Linked DNA regions of Mus musculus: region 1 is linked to region 2. A link is a contact called in ENCODE Hi-C or POLR2A ChIA-PET data. All regions are on one chromosome and are shown on one strand. The core of a region is the stretch at or near the end of the contact, and the rest is flanking DNA. Distances in the headings are between cores, read along the strand shown. Region 1 holds the start of D5Ertd579e (DNA segment, Chr 5, ERATO Doi 579, expressed). Region 2 holds the start of 2210406O10Rik (RIKEN cDNA 2210406O10 gene).

Evidence for each region. Hi-C counts contacts between places; a loop is a spot of excess contacts on that map. ChIA-PET counts read pairs that join two places held with the same protein, here RNA polymerase II (POLR2A).
Region 1: a loop to region 2 is called in a map of heart, with 2.9 times the contacts of the local background. The contact joins the promoter of D5Ertd579e here to the promoter of 2210406O10Rik in region 2. A Hi-C loop is called at or near these places in 1 of 37 maps with a recorded cell type or tissue (heart). POLR2A ChIA-PET finds 5 or more read pairs at or near these places in 2 of 5 experiments (Patski and embryonic stem cell).

What each region holds. Positions count from the first base shown.
Region 1 is chr5:36,694,613-36,697,312 of GRCm38, reverse strand. It overlaps D5Ertd579e (DNA segment, Chr 5, ERATO Doi 579, expressed), which reads left to right and starts at 1,292. Exons shown (of 9, transcript NM_001081232.3): 1 at 1,292-1,458.
Region 2 is chr5:36,463,512-36,466,211 of GRCm38, reverse strand. 2210406O10Rik (RIKEN cDNA 2210406O10 gene) reads left to right here and starts at 1,358. Exons shown (of 3, transcript NR_126488.1): 1 at 1,358-1,697. Grpel1 (GrpE-like 1, mitochondrial) reads right to left here and starts at 1,027. Exons shown (of 4, transcript NM_024478.2): 1 at 957-1,027. The coding sequence starts at 1,018.

The sequences.
Region 1 (2,700 bases), core at 43-2,542, 230 kb before region 2:
TGGATGTATGTACCAAAAAATGTGTGCAAATTCTCCATATTTAGGGAAATGTTTCCCTGGTCTGTGCAAGCCTGGCTTCTGAGGTCCTGAAGATCCTGACACCATTTATGCCCACCTTCACTCTCAGATGACCCTGGATTTTCCACTCTCTCGCATGTTATATGAGTTTGCCTGGCTGCCCGCCCTGGAACAGGTAACCAAAAGATGTGTAGTAAATAAAACTGTGGCTTGTGACTCACCTCAAATGAACCCCGAGGCAACAAAAGGGGGAGCAAACTAAGGAAGGGTAAGACTTGGGTGAAGGAAAAGATCCCCGACAATAGAGCCAAAGGCCTGTGCTCAAATTCTGCCTCCATCCCGAGGCGTCACCCACTCCCCAGCCTGTTCCGGGTCTCTCCAGGAAGGCTTTACTTTGGGTTTCTCCGGGAGAGTGAAAAGATGTTTGTTGGAACAGTATGGATTCTATGAAAGGACAGTTCTTTTAGGTTCCTGACCTTGGCTTGCATACAAGAGTCCAGCCTACCTCAGCAGAAAAGTACTTCCAGTTCTCTGCTCCTCCCAGAAGCCTGAGCTGAGCTTGGGAACTCCGGGTCTCAGACTCTGAACCCAAGAACAGGGCCTGGTGCCTGGCGGTGCTCAATGAGTTTGATGAACTACATGCAGGTCACTCCCCTACGGGACCTGTTCTTGCCTTTGTATAGAAGGCACATCTCTGGCTTTTCTTCCTGGTACTTCTGACATCTACATCTGCTTTTCTGGAAGAGCCTAGGAGTCACATTTAGGGAAGGTGAGTAGGTGGGAAGAGGCTTTTGATTAAAAGGTTAGTGCACATTTTTGGCTCCCACTTCCGAATCTTCCAGAAGGTCTTTTATTTTTTGCCTACTTAATAATAACATAAAAAAGCCATGTCACTTTTTGTTTTTAATTGAAGTCTTTATGTTAAGCCGCCCACTCCAGCCATTCCAGGACATGGCGAAGAGGGGGCGCGGACAGGTGTAACGCGGGGGTTTGTGTTGGAAGGGCTCTGCAAAGCCGGGTCTCAGTGACCCAGCGGGAGGTCACCGACCCAGGAGCCCTCTCTCAGGGCCTGGTAAAGCTTCAAAGCCTCGGATCCTCAGGTCGGCCTCGTGGTGTCAGGATCTTCAGGACCCCAGAATCCAGTCCTGCGCGCCTGCTGCTCCCCCACCCACACAGCACGAGGGCGGAGCCCCGGCGCGCTGATGTAATCCCGGCGCCTGGGCGGAAGGATATGGAACGCGGCGTTGGCTGGCCGGGCGCTGAGGCTGTTGCCAGGTAACGCAGCGGAGCGGCTGCCGCGCGCCGCCTCCCGCCCTCCGCCGCCTGGCGCTGGGGCCGCCGCCGCTTTACGTAAGGCGCAGGCCAGGGCCGCCCGGCGCTCGGCAGCCGCCTGCAGCCCTCGGAGCGCAAGGAGAGGCGCCCACCCGGTAGCCTTGGCAGGTAGGCGGCGGCCGGGAGCGGGGCCGTGGCGGGTGGCGGGCCAGAGGGATGTCCGGCTCGAGGACCCCGCGGGCGGCGTGCGATGAGTGCGCACAATGGGCCGCGGCGGGCTGAGGCGGCCCGGCCTGAGGACAGCGGCCTCGCCTCGCCCCGCGCCCTCAGCTTTGTCCTTCGGCGGTCGGGGGCGGGCGCGGCGCGGTGAGTGGCGGGCACGCGGGCCTATGGCGCGGGGTCGAAGAAGGTGACGGCCGAGGGCAGAAGTGACAGGCCCCGGAGTCGCCGGCCTGCGCGCGCCACCGCCCGGACCCTCGCGGCCCGGCTTCCGGCCGGCGTCCCGGGAGCTCCCGGTGGACGCCGGGCCAGGGCTGAGCGCTTTGCGTAGAGGCCAGGACAGGGCGAGCAGTGGGGAGCAGACCCCGAACCTGGCAGCCCCTCCCTTCAGTGTTTGCCCTTCTGTAGACAAACCTTAAAGGTTTAACCAAGAAAAGTGAGATGGGGGATAAACGGGAGGGGGACATGCGACTCCGGAGTCATTTACTAAACGGGGTTCTTGGGTCTCATCACCTGCTTTGCCTTGTTGCCCAAGTAACTGACAATGCATTTTGCGTTTCTGGTTCTTGGCTTGCTAAGGAAACGGTAGGAGAGGCTTGCCGAGGAGCCGGGGACGTGCAGTTTGGATAACAGGTGATGCCATGGAAAAGCCTATGCAGTGAAAACCCCACGCAAGATTTCTGCCACCAGTATAGGACCCGTTGCATGACACTTTGTCGGTTTTAGAGACTTCAGATTTAAAAGAAGGGGAAAAATATCTGTCACTCTGCATTCTGAAGGTCAAATATTCGCCCGCAGATGTTTTGGGCTGAACCATTCTTAACTAGGTCTCAGGATCTTTATGACAAAAACCATTCTGGAACTGTGCATTTGAAATACCCATGGAGGCTTCTTGCAGTTGATACTTATTATTGTAGATTTAGTTGCTATTCTTGCCAACTGATGTACTTTTAAAACGTGTTCTTTCACAAGTTCATTTATATATCTCTATAATGTCCCTTTATCATATTTCCCCACTATCTTCTCTTAGACAAACATTGAATTATAATTATATATTAATGTGTGTGTTTGGGTGCATGTATATTTAACGCGTGGAGGCCAGTGATCAATATCAGATGTTTTTTATAATTGTTTTAAAAATATTTATTTGATGTGTATTGGTATTTTACCTGCATGTATATCTGTGTAAGG
Region 2 (2,700 bases), core at 109-2,608:
AACCACAATTTCAGAGATAGACATGAACCAAGCTGGGGGATGGGACAGGGCCGGATGGGATGGGAAATGGGGGTTCTTTCCTGTCAACTCTAAACAGAGCACCACAAATAGGAAGTGCTTCCCCCGGAATACTTCAGACTCCTCCCTGCTTTGCACAACATAGACCTGTTTTCATCTTTTAGTCACAAGTACGAGATCATCCGCCTGCTCACTCTCACCCGCTGAAAAGGCCAGCTCCCGTTCACTCCGTTTCCATAAGACTCAGGCAAAGTCTCTCTTTTTTTAATCAACCAAAAACTTGGTCCTAGCAGGGAACAAGCTAAAGATACTGAGCCTAACTTTGGAGATGCGACTCAAAAACCTGAAGCCACGGGTAAAAGTAAAGATGGCAAAAATGGGCATTGTCTAAATAAACTGCACACACACTGGCTTTCTTGCTCCTTGGACCTCACATTCCGCGGAGGGCAAAAGTGGGGGAAGGAATGTGAGTGGAAAAAGCCCACAAACCAGGCAGTACACATCCTGGACTGGATTAGGGATTAGCAACCCCAGCCCCTGGTCGGGCGGGCTTCTGCCTGGCTGCCTGACCTTGGGCAAGTCTCCCGCTTCTAAGCTTGACTTTTGCAATTCCAGGAGGGGTGGTGCCCCTATGCCCGAGAGAGTGCCGTGTGTCACCAGACAAACAAATGGCGGAGCCTTCCACCTGACGCATCACCCAGATCCCCGCATTTACGCCCCAGCGTCCCCACTTCTCGTCTCTTGAGCCCAGTTCGCGCAGTGCCGCACAGTAAACACCAGGACAGCCGCGCGTTGAGAACAGGCACAGGGACTCGATGGTGAGGATGTGACTTCAGGGTGCACGGGCACCGCCTGCGGGGACCAGTCCTGCCGCTAAACCCCCCACCAGAGCTCTCGGCCGTGAGTGAGGCCGACGCAGAGGAGTGAAGCTCTCTTACCTGAACGACAGTGCCAAAGCCGGGAGGCTGCGGCGCGCCAGCCTCACACACCGAGCCGCCATGACTGCCCCCGAGGTCGCGTCACTGCGCCCACACTGAGCATGCGCGGACGCCCCTTACACCGGTTTTCCCACCTACTGCTGCTTTTTAGCTAATCCGTGACCGCTGTTGTTCTGATGGACAGACCATTTCCACCAATAATTACGAGTCATGACGGAATTCTGTTTCCTCCTTCTCCGGTGGGCGGAGACTGAGGCTTCTGGGAGCCCCGGAAGGTGAGGAGGTGAAAGGTGAGGTGGGAGGAGTGGAGGAAAATGGAGCTTCTGTGGGCGTGGTCGCGCCAGGGGACAGCCAATGAAGAGGAAGAGCGTCAGGGCGGGCAGAAGGCGGCGAGCGCTAGGCGGGGACCCGGGAACTCGTGCCAAGTGACTGGTGCTCGCTTTAGGCTCCTGCTACCTTCTGCGGGCGGAACGTGGGTGTCCCGGGAAGGGACGGACCCCATCTCTACTATGCCGCAAGCGCGTTGTGTCAACAGGCTGGCTGTGGACGGCCCGATGAGCGTTACTTGATTTTGTACTTTCGGCCACCTCCAATTTTCTCAGAACGCAACATAAGAAAAAAAAAAACTAACAGCAGTGTGTGCAGGAGAGCTTCGAAAATATGGGTGCTGATGTTTGGTCACTGCTATGGGGGAGGTCGCAGAGCTGAGAGTTGTCGGAGGACGTTTTCTGTCCTGTCTAGGTATGTGCAGCTTCTTCCTTCCTCCCCCCGGCTCCCGCAAATCTCGAGACAGAACGCTTCGTCCGTGGACTACGGCTTGTGTGTGCTCTCGGCGGATCTCTTGAGTTCTAGGCCAGCCTGGTCTACAGAGTGAGTTCCAGGTCAGCCAGAGCTACACAGAGAAATTTTGTCTCGTAAAACAAACCAAACCAAACCAACCAAACAAACAAACAAAAAAGGGACCAAAATTCTATTATTTAATTTCGCTCTTTTAAAAATCATTTCCCCAGCACATGCTGCCTTTTGCCCGCCGTGGGCGTGGGGCAGAGCATGTCCACACAAAAAGCACAGCTCTCACCTCATAGGAAATAAGTTTATTCTGGAGTCATTTATGAGTGACTGGCCCAGAAACAGTTTTAGGACACCTGTGTTCCAACGTGAAAACAGTTTCAGGACGTTTGCATAGTAGCAGAACAAAGAAAGCCACAACTCAAGACATAAAATATATTAGTGAAAACATTAAGTAGGTGATTATAGCAAACGGGAATCTCAGCTGTAGTCCGCAGATGCTATTTGATAGCAAGCTTAGCCCTTTGGTGGAGATTAGAGTTTTGTTACTGTGTTACCAAGATTTTAATCGTCTTTTCCTGCTGTTAGGTCTGACACTGAGTGGGGCAGGGAATCTATTTAATGAACTAAAGATAGCCCAAGATAAATTGTAACTAGGCTCTGCACCTGCAAGGTTCAGCATCTCCAGTCATTGAGGCTTTAATCCGTCAATTGGCCTTTGCAGACAGTTTCTTTCCAGGAATCCTGGTTCACTGGTGTTTTGTAGGACAAGTGACCTGATTTGTTAATTCATTAGGGCTGGGGTCGAGTAAGAGGAGAAGGGATACTTAGAGCACCAATGAAATCAAGAGACATAATTGGATTGAGTCTATGGCACTTGGTTGTGATGGAACAAACCAACCGTGAAAAGGGCAGGGGACTGGAGTGGGACGGGTATCAGATGGTTATTCAGTGC